Regions from separate parts of the Mus musculus genome. Here region 1 is linked to region 2. Evidence: chromatin loops called from intact Hi-C (ENCODE). Cell type or tissue: left cerebral cortex. All regions are shown on one strand.

Region 1 (8,000 bases), 1.2 Mb after region 2:
TGAGGTCTCTGGGCCTCATGGAAGCCAGAGATAACAGGTTCTCAGTCTGTGACTTCTCAGACATCTTTGTATGCTGCAGAAGAGCTGAGAACAAAGTAGGGGCCCTGGGGGGCAACTTGGTCAGTCCCAGGGCCTAAAAGAGAAGAGGGCAGGGGAAGAGGGGGCACTGGGTGGTTCCCACATGGATGAGAGTCCATGGCTGGAGTGCAGGAAGGTCTTTTGACAAGAGGTTAGACACAGCTCTTTAGGGAAAGCCTATTCTATCATTCAAGTATGGTGGGCCTTGATGAACAAAGATAGTCTATGGTTTTAGAGCTTTAATGTAGAAAGACAGAGAGAAAGAGAAAAGGTAGAAAAGGAGAGGCTGGCCATGGCCACATGGAGAGAAGGGGGAAGGGAGGAGGAGAAGGAGAGTTAGAGATGATAATGAGAGGTAAGAGCTTAAGAGAGAGAAGAGGGGCCAAGAAGTCCCTTTTATAGTGGGCTGGGCTAACTTGCAGTTGCAGGGTAGTTGTGGGGCAGAGCATACCTAGCTATTGTCAGGTTACAGTGAGGGTAGAGTCTAACCAGAATGCCAGGAGCTTGGGATTTTGTCTGAGTGACTGATAATCACAGGATTATGGAGTTGGGGGTTCCATGATGTCAGGCACCTGTGTGTCTGGGAGCATGGCTCACAGTTCTGTCCCTTGTAGAGTTTCTACTGGGTCTCCAGAGTAAGTATCGCTGGACCACAAATCAAGCTGCCTCTCAGAGTCCCACAGACCTCCAATTGAACCAGCACCATTTGTTGAAAATGCTGTCATTTTCCCACCTGATAGTTTTAGCTCCTTTTTTAAAGATCAAGTGACCATAGGTGTGTGGGTTCATTTCTGGGACTTCAATTCTATTCCATTGATCTACCTGCCTGTCACTGTACCAATAACATGCAAGTTTTATCACCATTGCTCTGTAGTACAGCTTGAGGTCAGCAATGGCTATTCCCTCAGAAGTTCTTTTATTGCTGAGGATAGTTTTCACTATCCTAGGTTTTTTGTTATTCCAGATGAATTTGCAAATTGCCCTTTCTAACTCTGTAAAGAATTGAGTTGGAATTTTGATGGGGATTGATTGCATTGAATCTGTAGATTTCTTTTGGCAATATGGCCACTTTTACTCTATTTGATTTCCTTCTTTATCATTAGAAAACATTGCAAAGAACATCTTTGAGCAAGAGCACCTTGCACATATTTTATAGTGACTACAAGCCAAACATTCAGAACTGGAAATTAAGTATTACCAGATTCTCACATAGGGCTTAAGACCTTAGAAAATGCATGCTCAGTTGGGAATAGCAAAGCCGCCCTTTTGGGAGTTTGTTTCCCTCCCTGGATACAACGACGATTGCTCAATGCTTTAATACATTCTTAGAGTTCGTTCTGAACATAGTCTCACTGATTCAGAGGATTAGAAATATGTGTGTTGTTTTATTTCATTTATTTCTCTTCCTAAGTAGGCTCAGATAATAGCATATGTAGCATCCCTATGTCATTTTCCATCATCAATGTTAAAAATCTACTTGCTCTTTTAGTTGCACAATGGCTGGTGGTATAGTTGTTCCAAGATTTAATCAACCAGTTTTCTTGTAATGAATGTTTAAATTCTTTAACAATTTTTTGTGATTATAAAAAAAAAATCCTGGGCTTATGAAGTTCCACACATGGTTATCTATCTGTAGGTTATCTGTATCCGTAGGATAAACTACTTGTGAGTGGAATTGTTTGGTCAAAGGATTTGTTTTTGTAGTTTGCATGCCTATTGCCAAGTTGCCTTCCAAGAGAGATTATACATTCACTCCTGCTGGGTGACATATAGGTGTCTTTTCTGCCATGTATTTTTAGTAATAATTGGAGACTCACACTAGCTGCTTAGAAAACCTTAAGGGTCAGTTTTTAGACTCCTGTCTTCTTCTCTTTTTTTCTTTTGCTTCTCTTTCTTTCTTTCTTTCTTTCTTTCTTTCTTTCTTTCTTTCTTTCTTTCTTTCTTTCTTTCTTTCTTTCTTTCTTTCTTTTTTCTTTCTTTTTTTTTTGGACTGTGCTATTCCCTTGAGAATAATTTTTTAATTAGGTATGTATTTCATTTACATTTCCAATGCTATCTCAAAAGTCCCCCACACGCTCTCCCACCCACTCCCCCACCTACTCCCCGACCCACCCACTCCCACTTCTTGGCCCTGGCCTTCCCCTGTACTGAGGCATATAAAGTTTGCACAACCAATGGGCCTCTCTTTCCACTGATGGCTGACTAGGCCATCTTCTGATACATATGCAGCTAGAGACATTAGCTCTGGGGGGTACTGGTTAGTTCATATTGTTGTTCCACCTATAGGGTTGCAGATCCCTTTAGCTCCTTGGGTACTTTCTCTAGCTTCTCCATTGGGGGCCCTGTGATCCATCCAGTAGCTGACTGTGAGCATCCACTTCTGTGTTTGCTAGGCCCAGGCATAGTCTCACAAGAGACTGCTATATCTGGATCCTTTCAGCAAAATCTTGCTAGTGTATGCAATAGTGTCAGCGTTTGGAAGCTGATTATGTAATGGGTCCCCGGAAATGGCAGTATCTAGATGGTCCATCCTTTCACCTCAGCTCCAAATTTTGTCTCTGTAACTCCTTCCATGGGTGTTTTGTTCCCAATTCTAAGAAGGGGCAAAGTATCCACACTTTGGTCTTAGTCCTTCTTGAGTTTCCTGTGTTTTGCAAATTGTATCTTATATCTTGGGTATCCTAAGTTTCTGAACCAATATACACTTATCAGTGAGTACATATTGTGTGAGTTCTTTTGTGATTGGGTTACCTCACTCAGGATGATGCCCTCCAGGTCCATCCATTTGCCTAGGAATTTCATAAATTCATTCTTTTTAATAGCTGAGTAGTAGTCCATTGTGTAAATGTACCACATTTTCTGTATCCATTCCTCTGTTGAGGGGCATCTGGGTTCTTTCCAGCTTCTGGCTATTATAAATAAGGCTGCTATGAACATAGTGGAACATGTGTCCTTCTTACCCATTGGAGCTTCTTCTGAATATATGCCCAGGAGAGGTATTGCGGGATCTTCCAGTAGTACTATGTCCAATTTTCTGAGGAACACTTCTCCATTGTTGGTGGGATTGCAAGCTTGTACAGCCACTCTGGGAATCAGTCTGGCGGTTCCTCAGAAAATTAGACTCCTGTCTTCATTTTCTCCATATTTTGATGTATATTTATTATGTACTTATTTTAGAGAGGCTGATAGTCTGACTCTCGATATATATAAAAGGACAAAACTGTTGCACATTACACAATACCAGGAGGTTGTAAGAGACTAGAATTTTCCCTGTTCACGGGTAATTTTCAGCAACACTGCTATACTGAAGATCCCACTCTGTAAAAATGTATTTTCTTATTTTGCATGTATTCTCAAGCAGGAACATTTCAAACATTAGAAGACAGTGTGGCATTCCCGTGAAACACACAAGTGCACCAGCCAGGTGCCTGATGCCCAGACTGTGGTTCTGACTCCCGGCATCAACCTTGCTATCTGTGTGCTCTTTAGTGCCTTGTTTAGATCATTAAAAGTGCAGCTTCCTTTTTTGGGCATGCGTTTGAACCCAGGGATGTAGGCAAATGATATACTATAGGCAAATGCTACATCACTAAGTTTCATGTCCCCAAACTTTTTCATTTATAAATTATGATTAGAGAACTTGGTTATTGGAAAGATTAAACTGAAAGTAATAATTACTACTAACATTTATACTATCACTATGACAGCACTATTCCAAATTCAAATAACCTGTGTAATTATAACATAGATGAATAACCATGTTTATGTAGATAAGTCTAAGCAATATAAATATAGGTTATTTCTAGAATTTATCATTTAATGCTAAATTTCAATGCCTCTTGAATACACACACATGCAAACATGCATGCACATGCATGGTTGTACACACACACCTGCACATGCATGTGTGTACACACACATACACCTTTGCAAACACACATATTTTCAATCATATATGACAAAGCACACAGTCTCAGGGTGTAGCAGGGTTAAACTCTGATCATATGATTTTTTAAAAAAAAAGTAGTCATAACTGATGTGCAGAGACTATATGAGAAGGAAACTGAGTTAGTTTTTGACGAGCAGAAAATGGATTAATTCACTGTGAATCTATTTTGTGTTTGGTAGTATAACAGGCACAGTAATACAATAGTCTAAGCATCATAGGCATGGACCCTGCTTCTATGATGTGTAGAGCCCACAGTGCAAATAACATGGCTTTATTGGGATGCTTAGCAGCAAATGAAGGCAGATGAGAGTAATATCTAACTATTGCTGTTACCTATACTACCTACCTGAGAGATCAGAGAGCTAGGAGAAATGGGCTCTAATTCAGAGATTTCATAATAAAACATCATTTTCAAATGCAAGCTTCCAAATAATTTGATGTCATTTATTAGCAAAGGCACTTGTTACTAGTTAATACCAAGTTGTCCAGAGTGGATATTAAATAGGAAATAATAAGATAACATAGAGACTCCCATAGGTGCTCTATTTAGATAGCTTCAATGTTGCACACAGGTACTTTTATGGTTGAAATTTTCAATGAGTAACATTGCAGTTCCTTTTACTAACTAGAATTATAAGTTATAAGGTTATATTTCACTAATAGAGAGTCTAATTTGATTTAATTAGAATGTGAACACTGGAATTCTCAAAATTAGATAGAACCCATTTGCTAGAAGAGAAACTGGCAATTTCAAGCCATGAATAATGCACGTTCCCCACCTAGTGGCACTTGTGGTAAACTGCGGGCACATCACAGTATCTTCAGATAATTTAATTCATAGGCAACACTGGAGGTTTCATGGAGAGTTTCAGTTACTTAAATAATTTGTGATGTTTAGCATCTCCTTTTATTCCCTTTCAATTCCTACTGTACTCTCTAGATCAGAAAGCCTCCACTGTATCTTGCCATTGCAGTACTAGCCAGACTGATTTCTCTAATACCTGTATAACACTGGAATCTATTCCATTCGTCTATGTAAGAAATATGGAGTAAGTTTGTTTATGGCACATCCAGCAGGACATCTGGATCCAATGCAAATGGTTCCTCTCCAATTTGTTGAACTTGCTGGAGACCGACAAGAAACAGGGTGTGAGCACTCTGAGAACGCATTGTAGGTCCTAAGCCTGTGATAATCTCTCTACCTGATATTCCCTGCTGCTGCTCTGCCAACAGGATAACTTCTGCACATTCTTCAAGCCTTCCCTGGCTGTTAGCTGATTCATCTTGCCTTGCATTCAGTTCCCAAACTGACAGTAACCCGAGACAGCTCCCTGGCTAATCTGTGTTGTCCTCTTAATTGGTCCATTGTGTCTACAGACCTGCAGGTGATTTCTCTGATGAGAGAAAGGGGGAATGTGGGAAAACCTCTGAGGGTAGTTACTGTCTTTACATATTTGAAACTACCCCTGCTTTCTTCACTGCTCTCACTCAGAGAAGAACACAAATTACAGATATCCCTGGTGCTGCATCCACCAGTCCAATCTCTGTGAGCAACTCCTCACTCTCATCCATTGTTTGCAGATGTCTTGCATGTGGCTTCTGATCACCATGTCATCTCTCCCAACTTACAACACATGTGTTCTTCTCAGCAGATGTTATAGCTTTGTGTCCATGTATCCGCATAATCAGCGAGAAGGAAAAGCAGCATGCTATTTTCTAGTAATTTAGGTCAAAAGAACAGTTCCTCTTTGATTGCCTAAGTATTTTAGGTGAAAATTGGGCTTACAATTTAGCAAAGGTTTGTCTGGTTCCTTCAATTCAGTTTTGCAGGTCAGTTGTAAGTGATTAATGAATGCCTTTCAGAGGTCACTATCCATCTTCAGAACACACCAGTCCTAAATTGTTAACCTTCTACTCTGAAGAGAGAAACTGAATGCTTCACGAACACATGGGACAAGAGTGTGATTTGATCAACAATGATATAGGACTCATGAAATAGATGTTTGTTCACATAGAAGCCATCTTTCTGTTTCTGATTAAAACTACTGCAAGCGATAACTTGTGGGACTAGGTATTAATTTACCCACTTGAGTCCTTAATGTGTAAACTACTACAGCAACTACATTAGCAGACACAATATATTCTTGAATTGCACAATATTCCAAGTATATGTGCATATACATTTCAAGAAATAAAATTTGTGTTGACTTATCATTCTTAAACATAACTTTTTCCACATATATCCATTTAACTCTAGACAAACAGACAGTGAAAATTTGATTTGCCAAGGATTTGAATTTGTGTATCTACAGGCTGCATATTCTTACAATAAAAAGTAGAAAAAAAAACTACTTACATGCCTTCAGTTATCTTTGTTGGATATGATTTCTTGGGTACAAATAACCAAACTCTCTCAACATAAGCCTGACACTGATAATGAATATGTTTCAGATGCCAACAGGAAAGCATACTACTGTTGCAATTAAATGCAAATGTTTTGAGTGAAGGCAATATTAAAGTCAAGTTTAAGTCACTGAATGAGAAAATGTAGAAGTTAAGTGGCTCAAAAGGAGTAATTTAAACCTGCTGAGTCAGGGTTTTCCAGGAAACAAGCTGCCCCTTAGGAATAAATCTGGTGTAGTTATAAGCAATAGGGACTCTGTCTGTTAGGTTTCAAAATTTTAATATGAATGGAAATGTTATTCCCCACACTATGACAATTTTATATGAAGTATACAGGGCTTCATTCTAATAGCATGTCTCTGTTTATTTAGCCAGTTAGTACCTACTATGTGTGCAGTGATCCAGAGGACATGATGGACTGTCCTCACTATGTGTATAGTGTTTCAGAGCATATACTAGACTGCTGTGTCCTTACTATGTGCACAGTGATCCAGAGGAGATGCTGGAAGTCTGTGCCCTGAAGTTAACAGACCCCACATAAAAACATCTGCACAAACATACAAATCTTGAATTTTTTTAATACAGAAGAGACTTTGATCAAAGGAGCCATTGGCCAGGACAGCAGAATTAATAAAAGAGAACCTTGGAGGTGAGAACAGGGGACACAATACCACACAAGTTATTGTGTGAGGATGAGATGCTAAAGTGACTATTAAAGCGAAGAGCCTATATCAAGGAGAACCCAGATGAAAGGAAGCCTCCAAGTGCTTTAATTACCCAGGGCACTTGCTCACTATATAGATACTATTGCCTCCTCTTTCAGGTATGATCTGTTCACTATTTATCTTCGGGCTATGTAAAATGTGAGAGAATCCCATGAAGTAAATTAAGAATATCATATTAAAACATTTAATTCTATAGGCATGTTACAAATAATATGTGGATTTTACAGACAATTTTACACAGTAACTCTAATAAATAAAATTCTCAAGTTAAGGAAACGATGGTACATTGCAGTGTAACTGTGTAGGTGGACCTGGCTTATGAATTGCTCGGAGGCACTTTGATCTCCTGTGTTTAAACATGCCTGCTTTTGATAAGAAGAACCATTCAATGTTTTTATTATGCCAACAGTTCTGAGGCTAAGTTCAAGAAAGGATATAACATGATATAAGCCACACATGACAGCTCCTTCAGGGGTTCTGATTCTGCTCTGTGCACTATTTAAAATTAACTGGCATCTAGCTTACTCTTCGCTGTTCTAATGCTAGTTGAGAAGCACGAATGGTCAACACCACAAGATCTGGAACCTACTGCAGTAGGGAAGGTAGGAATTTCTAAACACCATCTACATGATCAGTAGCGGAGGACACTGGAGTGATAAATATATGTCTTGAACTTGAACTCCACTCTGAGGTTTCCTCCTGTGGCTCTGCATGGGTCTATTTTCTCCATGTCTGCTTCTTCAGTAAGATCATCATTAGTAAACTCTGCTTCTCAGGACTATCGTAAGGCTCAGATGCTGTTATATGTCTACCCCAGTATTTGGCCCAGAGGAATATTTAATAGA
Region 2 (8,000 bases):
TAGCACAGGCTTGATCTGGTTCTCGGTTCTGCCAGCTTGTGATCCCCGATCCCCTGCCACGTGTATTCACTACACAATCTAGGTTCTCCTTGAGCTTGCTGGTTGGGGTCAGCTGGGTTGGGGGTTGGCGGGGGTGGGGGGAGACTCGAAGAAGCCTTTAAAAACTGTTTCCAAGGCTGTATATTTCTTCAGGGGTTCCAAGCACCCCAAAATCAAGCAGGAAAGGGGCAAATGCTTTCCTTTTAATGAGCACAACCAGAAATGTGCTCCCCTGAAGGAGAGAACAGGTCGCAGTACACAGCAAACATGGATTCACCATCATGCATTATTTAATCCAAAGGTGAAAGAGGGGAAACAAAGCTATGGCCAGGTTGCACCTCTGTGCATGTGCACCTCTCTCCTGGTCTCCCAAGCATGGTGAGGCTTGGATTTATTGTTATTTGTGTAGGGGGTGGGAAAGAGGATGGCAAAGAGGCATGGAGGGAAGGAGTTATTTTCCTTTTCTTCTATTTCTTTTTCCTTTTCCCCTCAAAATATTAATGGTGTGTATGCCTTTCCATCTCACTCACCTAACAATCTGTCCCCTTTCCCTGTCTCTCCCTCCTGTGGCTGCTCTGGCAGATGCTTGTGGCCTGTCGGATGCTGCCCACATCGAAAGCCTGCAGGAGAAATCACAGTGTGCCCTGGAGGAGTATGTGAGAAGCCAGTACCCCAACCAGCCCAGCCGCTTTGGCAAACTGCTGCTGCGATTGCCCTCTCTTCGCACAGTGTCCTCCTCTGTCATCGAGCAACTCTTCTTCGTACGTTTGGTAGGTAAAACTCCCATCGAAACTCTCATCCGAGATATGTTGCTGTCAGGGAGCAGTTTCAACTGGCCTTACATGTCCATCCAGTGTTCCTAGACTTTGGGTGTTTCCCACCCAATCCTGCTCCCTGACTCCCTAGAGACTAAGAGGACTCTCCCTGACCAAGGACTAAAAAGCCTTTGGGGATGCTGGTATGATGGACCAGGCAGGCCAGGCAGACGGGAGGAGGGCTGGGAACAAGAGCAGCCCACTCTGCAGGAATGCAACCTGAGCTGCAAACCAGGAGAAAAGGAGACTCATTTAGGATCTGATCTGTAAGTACATTGGAAAGGAAAGAAAAAGGACCTCGTGTCTGGTGAGAAAATGAAAAAAAAAAAAAAAAAAAGAACGATTTGGAAGAGAGGACCATGAGAAATTTAATAAAATAGATGGACCTTCCAGGATTTATTGTGGATGGATGTGGATATATTCTGTACAGAAAACTACTCATATGGAAGTGGACTGAATCCTATGTAGAAACATACACTGAACATTGTTATTCATTTTGTAAAATACTAGTGTTTATTTTCATTTTTTGTAAAATTTAAACATCGTATGCGCATAAACAAAAATGAACAAGAATTAGGGGGAAATAACATTTTCCAAATAATTATAAAAAATTTGTCCTGTGTCTATGTATCTATATCTGTTTTGTATTTTTTCTGGTTCCAAACCAGATTTCCTGTGATTCTATACTAATAATTTTTGATATAACCCTTTGCTTCTTATAATGAGTGCGATATATGTTGTCGAGGCTGTTCTTCAAGAATTAAAATTGAAGTGAAAATTTAAACAAAAATAAAAGAATTTAGCAAAACCCATGTGTCTGGTTGCTTGAACTACACCCTCAGAGCAAGAGGAGCTCCTGGATAATTTGTGGATAACTGAGTATTGTTAGGATCTGAATTGTTGAGAGGTAGAGGAGACTTTTAAGGTCCAGTACTAAGTCGGCTGTACCTTTTTCTTAGGCCACTACATCACTTTTGCAAAGCTGAAGGCAAGGCCAGGCTGTGTATGTGATGGGATAGGAGGGGAAGGCTGGGCCTTGGTGGCCAGACAGGAGTTTTGTTTTGTTTTTTTTTGTTTGTTTGTTTGTTTGTTTTTTAATTCTTTCTGAGGACAGCCCTGAGTCAGGGGCCAGGGGAAGCCAAATTGCTTTTGAGGCACAATTTCCAGGCACATGGGCGTCACAGCTTCAGTGACCCAGTGTCAGGTCACCTAGACTCTAACTGCAGTGGGAAAGTTTCTGAGCTGGAAGGGGTTTGCAAAGGTTTCATGGCAGGCTTTTGTGGGTGGGGTGGAGTTTTGAGGGCTCCTCAAAGCGTTTGAGTCTGGGTGGACTGGACGGCCACTGACTGTCTGCTCCAAGTCTTGCTTCTCCCTGCCTCTGGGCAAACCGAGACAAAGCACCGTGGATTCTGACTTTGTTTCTCTTATGCATTCTTGGAGATCTACCCACCTGTGGTTGGTTTGCCTTTCTCTCAGGCTCTTGTCAAGGGGGTTCCCAGTAGGACCTCTCCTGTGTGTGTGGGGGGGGGGTGTCAAAAGAAGCACCCCCCAACACACACTTTATGGTACTTACAAGCTGAACTCAGAAAGTAGGACTAGGTGTCAGGAAGCTAAGTTAGACTGGGTTCTTCCCTAAAGTGCCTTATGGCCCTAGGGGCCCTTGGAAGACAGATATCTCTCTTTGAGGAATCTAGCTGGGCATGCATTGAGGTGAGGGGCGAGCGACAGATTTCAGAGTCTGAATGTTTTATGGAATCTGAGCCGGAGCTGTGAAAACACACACTGCCAAGGGAGCTCTTCCTTAACATATTGATAAAGCCGTATCTTTAAAATTAAAACCCCTCTTACACACGGATCCCCCAACCCCTAGTCCCAGACAGGTTTAGATGAGGGAAGAGTTCACTTTTAGAAGCCACCCATAACCTTGCCCTTTCACTTCACTGTCTGAAAGTTTTCAGGTTCCCCAAATTCTTAAGCAAGCCCCACCTGGTTGACATTTTGAGTAATCTGAGTATCTATGGGGCAGGATGCCACTGTAGGACCATGGTCTTAAAACTAGGCCACTAGGGGACTAGCTATATTTCATGCATAGGAAGACTGACCCTTAATTCACTTTCCTACAGTCTAGATACCTGAAGCAGAGAGGAGAGAGAGGTATTCCTGTTAAACACAGGGGCCTCCTAGGAAGTATTGGGAATTCTCTTGTACTGACCGGCAGCAGCAGAGTGAGGGTTCAAGGGTGGGTTGCAGCTAGAATGCTGAGAGGGAGGGAAGCCGAGCTGCCAGGAGAGTTCACCGACCTTTCCTGCCTTCTGGAAATGAGATGAAAATATATTCATTACAACGTGATCCCTCTGATGAAAACATATAAACATTTCTCATAGTTCTGAACTATACATTTCAATTAATTTCAATATGGAGACCCAGTCCAAGCCCCCCAGTGTAGAAAAGGGTGGACAGCATGGATCCAAGATGTCCAAGGCACTTACTTCCTCAGGTTTCTAGGGGTGTAAGGGGGTCATTTGACTTTTGCTGCCTGGGGTCTGGAGAGTGCTTTTGATCAGAGAATCCCTGCGACTTTTGAAATCCTGGCCCAACCTCCCAGCCAGTCCTAATGTGAAAAGAGAAGCAGGCCTCTCCAGGGGCCCTTCCAGCTGCCAGGAAACCCAGAGCTGAGTGGGAAAGAGGAGCCAGGGTTACTTGCTTGCCCAGTGGCCTTTTTGGGGATCCTGGGCAGTATTCCCCAACCTCCGACCTACCTGCAATATGCACTGAGAACAACTTGTGTTTCTGGATTTAAGTCTCCTTCCTAAGATAGGAGACTCCGGGTTATGGTCAGTGAGCGCTCACACTAAGGCTGCTTGAGCCCACTGACTTTCCATTTCAGAGCACAGGGCACAGAAACCACACACACTCACACACAAATCCGATCACCCCAAGGAAATGTTGAGGAACCAAGACTGCAGCCCCTAAGTTGTAGGTGAAGCCTACTAACAACCCGGAAGCACACACACACACACACACACACACACCAGGGAAACGTCCTAGGCTTTCTAGCTGCCCTTGGTGGGTGCATAAAGGATCGGGCCAGCAACTTCAGGGCTTTCAGTGCTGAGAACAGGCTGTAGTAATAGCCTAACTTGTGATCATCTAGTGCTTTCTCCGGCTCAGGTAATTTCTGTGGTCTCAGGCCTTAACAGGAGGCTTAGGTGGTACAGGTGGGAACCTTTTCTGTCTGGATAGCCAGATGGAGTGCGCACAACGTTGAGCTGCTTTCATGCTAGGCGCCAGGGGGAGCCATCGAAGCAGGGTGTGAGTCTGGAGGTCGTTCTGGGTAAGTACCGGCTCCTACCTCCAAAAATTGGGAAAATGGAGACATGGATTCCCCAGAACCAGTGGAAACTGAGGCAACCCTTGTAGAGTGGCTTCCTTCTTGAAATTACCACGACTTAGGCATGTTTAATGTTCTCTTTTAATCCAAACACTTGCTGGGCACCAGAGAACTTCAGTGACTTTGAAGTAGGTTTAAACTACCTTACCTGAAAATATTGCCTTTACAGACCATAGGCAGAATGAGAAGATATGATCTTTGACACCCTATTCTTCCTACACCATTTCTGACTTGGGACTAGGCTGAATGAAAGAAAACTCAGAACAGGAATGTGGGTCCTTTCGTGTTCAGCTTGTTCTTCTAGAACTCTGTCCCTCCAGAACTTAGTAGAGGCTCAAGGTCTCTAGCAGAATCCCTGAGACTTCACAAACCAGCCTTGCTGTTAGGAACACTAGAGAGCTGCAACACAGCTCTTAAGAGTAGTAGGGGGAGGAAGACAGAACGAACGAACGAAAGAAAGAAAGAAAGAAAGAAAGAAAGAAAGAAAGGAAGAAAGGAAGGAAGAGGAAAAGAAAAAAGCAAAATGTTTATTTTTTAAATTTTTCTTGTATAGGCAGCCCTTTTATTTCCTAATGCCTGATTCATATTTGGGGAACTCCCCTGTTCCTTAGAACAAACAACCTAATTGTCCTGCAAATAGAAGACCATAAGAAGCATATGGAGGGAGGGAGGGGGAACAGAAGTGGGAACCAATAAAACTCTTGTTAAAGGGCCTGTTCGGAGGTCCGTGGCATCACTGGGCTTTTTACTTGGGAAGCCAAAGAGTCGTATTCCTAAATGAGTTAAAGACCCATTTACCTCTGTCGTGTTCTATTCATCAAGCCACAAGTTGAGAGTTCCTAACATGAAACTATTTGTTTGCTTACACAACCAGCTGGGCGCAATTTCACGTCTGAGATATCTATCTGAAAGCGCCTCTCATTTATTATCTCTTCTTGTCAGGGAATCCATTTTTCCAACTCCCCCTCCCCCTTCCGAGTTTGTTTGTTTGTTTGTCGTCGGACTTCTTTGCTTGGGAAGACCCTTTCCCCAAGGAGCAGCCAGCGGCTCGGGGATCAGGTTCTGTTGTGCCCAAGATCTTGGACCAGAGAATAACAGAGGTGACTGCTACTGACACCAAATGGCTGGAGAGCGAAGGGTGGAGTGGACAGTGGGTGGAACAGACCCAAAGTTGCTGGGTAGCCTTTCTTCTCGGAAGTTCTCCCTGCTAACTCTCCGCCATGAAAGCTTCAACAACCTGAGGTAGGTGGAGAATAGGGAGTAAAAGGTGGAGTCCTTTCTGGAGATGGGGACCAGAGATTTGGATTTGAGAGATACTCTGACAAAGCCTCACCTAGTTCCAATTGGCCAATTTCTCCTTCTGGGGCCGATCACAGAGTAACCAAAATGTAAATAGTAACGTGATGGGTTGGGGGAGGAGGCAATGCATTTATTCTGTGTGTTGAGGGGAAAAGACTGCACGTGGTTTCAATTTTGAAGCACAAAGAAATAACATGCAATGCAGAAAATAGGTTTATGAATGTAATTGAGAGGAAAGAAAACAATTAACACGGTGGAAGGTTGCACATCGGAATCCCCACCCCTTGCTTTCATTTCTATCCGAATTGGAGAAATCCGGATCATGTAGAATAGAGTGGATCTAGGCAGTCGGATCCTGCGGACAAGAGAACCCCTGATGGGAATCTTAGTGATAGCTAAATAATGATGTCTAAACGTCTTCCAAACTGCTAAGGCCTCATCTAACCGGCTGACAGCAAGGGATCAAATCCCCAAGTCTAGACTATAAAATACCCCCCAATTGTGGAGAAGAGAAGAGAAGAGAAGAGGGGGAGAGTGTGTGTGTGTGTTTGTGTGTGTGTGTGTGTGTGTGTGTGTGAGAGAGAGAGAGAGAGAGAGAGAGAGAGAGAGAGAGAGAGAGAGAGAGAATATCTAGGGGTTTCTTTAAGACAGACCAAGCTAGTCTCTGCAAACTAACCTATTGTGTTGATTTAGGAAGACATTTGCTGTATATAACATTTAAGGCTGATAATATCATTGCACAGCCAGATAAATAAAGCTTTGGCCTAATGATGGGGTCAGCGATCGATCTCTGGGCTCAGAGGAAAAAGGCCAGAGAGGCAGTCGGGCAGGATGCTCTGTCTGTGTGCCTGTCAGCCAGCTTGCAGGACCCCAGTGTGTGTGAGCATCAGTGTGTGAGAAAGCAAGAACCAAGTCTTGAGCTGGCCAAGAGGCTCATTAGCATTCCTAACCCATGGACCTATGCTGACAACTAACAGAGATATCCCTCTCACCACTGGGCCCTTTCTCCTTTTGTCTTCAGAGCTGGAAGAGGGAAGAGAAAAAGATTTCTCAGTAGACGCTGGAGCCTAAACTTTTATATGATTGTTAAGAGGTCGTGTGTGTGTGTGTGTGTGTGTGTGTGTGTGTGTGGTGAGAGAGACGCCTACCAGTATTTTTCATCATCTTTTAATAACTTTATTTTTTGTTACTGTTATTGTTTTTCTCTGAAAATGCATAACACTCTTGTTGAAAGTCCAGGTTTAAATAAAAGAGAAAATCCCCTGGAACTGCTTTGCCATCCCTCCTTGTTGAAGGAAGGATGCTGATGCGTTTTGCTCCCAACACACATGTTGTGTGGAAACCTGTGCTTTACAGTTTGCTGGTTACAGATAGCTGGGACCCAGCACATGGGCCGCTTGAGCTTTGTCTCTCTCCTTTCTTCTGCTCGGTTTGGTATCCTAGACACCCTGCTTATTAGTTTCTATTCCCTGCCCATCGTTTTAAGGTAAAGTACATTTTTCAACAGTTTCAGAGATTCGAACAGTATTAATTCAGGAAAGCATAATTGTAAAATTATACTCACTTGTGCAGTTTTAATTGTCCTTTTACTTAAGGGGTAGGGTCTTTAAAAAAAATTACTAGGTCTCCCAGAGACAAATATGTATCCACTGGACTATCCCACATTCTGTTCCTTGAACTTCATAGAGCTGGCCAGATAGCTTTGCACACTGGAGTATACAAGTTATCCCATGTTGACAGATGTTTGTCACTTAGTAACTTCTTTCCAGCTTCCCCCCCCCCTCCCCTGAGCCTTCTTTCCAGCCTGCTTTGTTGTTTTAAAATATGCACGTCTCTCACTAGAATGCTAGTCACGAGCCAGTGCAAACTTTGTGTCCAACCTCCCACATGAAATGATCCTGTTAGAAGAAACTGGATATGTCTCAATCTGCACTTCACTCAGAGCCTCTTGGTCCTGGCCACTGTGAGTCCCTGGTCCAGGATCCAAAGTAACTCAGCAGAAACAAACTTCCAACTAAAAATCCCCTCGAATGTCTCCCAGGGAAGAAATATAGCTCCTATAATTACAGGAGGCTACCGCCGGAGGGGAACGCAGCCCGCAGCCAAAAACCAAGAAAGTAAGAATTTTATTTATTTGCTGATTGAGCCTGGATTGTCATGGCCGACAGGTTTACCCACACTGAAGTCTCAGGTTTGTTCTGAGTGTACAGGTGAGAGGGAAAGGAGGGAAAGAGGTGCATGGCAAGAAGTAGAAATAATGAGAGAGACCAGGCCAACTGGGAAAAAGTGATCTCTGCGGGACAGCATAGACGCAATAGAGGTAGTTCCTACCAGTGGACTTAAGAAAGAAAAACAAAACTTGTAGCTGAGTAATATGAGGCGGGGGGGGGGGGGATTCAGAAGAGACGAGGTTGTAATTATAGTAACCGCTTAAATAAGGGGTATCATCAGGAAAG

The links. A loop is a pair of places that touch in the nucleus more often than their neighbours do. Peaks named below come from ENCODE experiments on the same cell type or tissue, not always from the same donor. Only the 100,000 strongest peaks of a DNase experiment are listed, where the experiment ranks them.
Region 1: a loop joins it to region 2, with 2.9 times the contacts of the local background. A loop is called at or near these places in 12 of 42 quality-filtered maps.

The regions. Positions count from the first base shown.
Region 1 is chr13:76,966,401-76,974,400 of GRCm38, reverse strand. The region is part of intron 17 of Mctp1 (multiple C2 domains, transmembrane 1); the gene reads right to left. Among named protein-coding and RNA genes, the nearest start is that of Slf1, 170 kb to the left of the region's middle. In left cerebral cortex, a CTCF peak has its summit at 4,809; a DNase peak (open chromatin) is centred at 4,810.
Region 2 is chr13:78,182,635-78,190,634 of GRCm38, reverse strand. Nr2f1 (nuclear receptor subfamily 2, group F, member 1) reads left to right here. Exons shown (of 3, transcript NM_010151.3): 3 at 622-1,662. The coding sequence ends at 902. It overlaps 3110006O06Rik (a long non-coding RNA gene), which reads right to left. Exons shown (of 2, transcript XR_003950646.1): 2 at 7,662-8,000. It also overlaps a transcript of Gm38604 not described here. Among named protein-coding and RNA genes, the nearest start is that of Gm38604, 7.7 kb to the right of the region's middle. In left cerebral cortex, CTCF peaks have their summits at 663 and 4,143 (motif pointing right); no DNase peak of the experiment used is centred here; H3K4me3 peaks cover 612 bases; H3K27ac peaks cover 1,640 bases.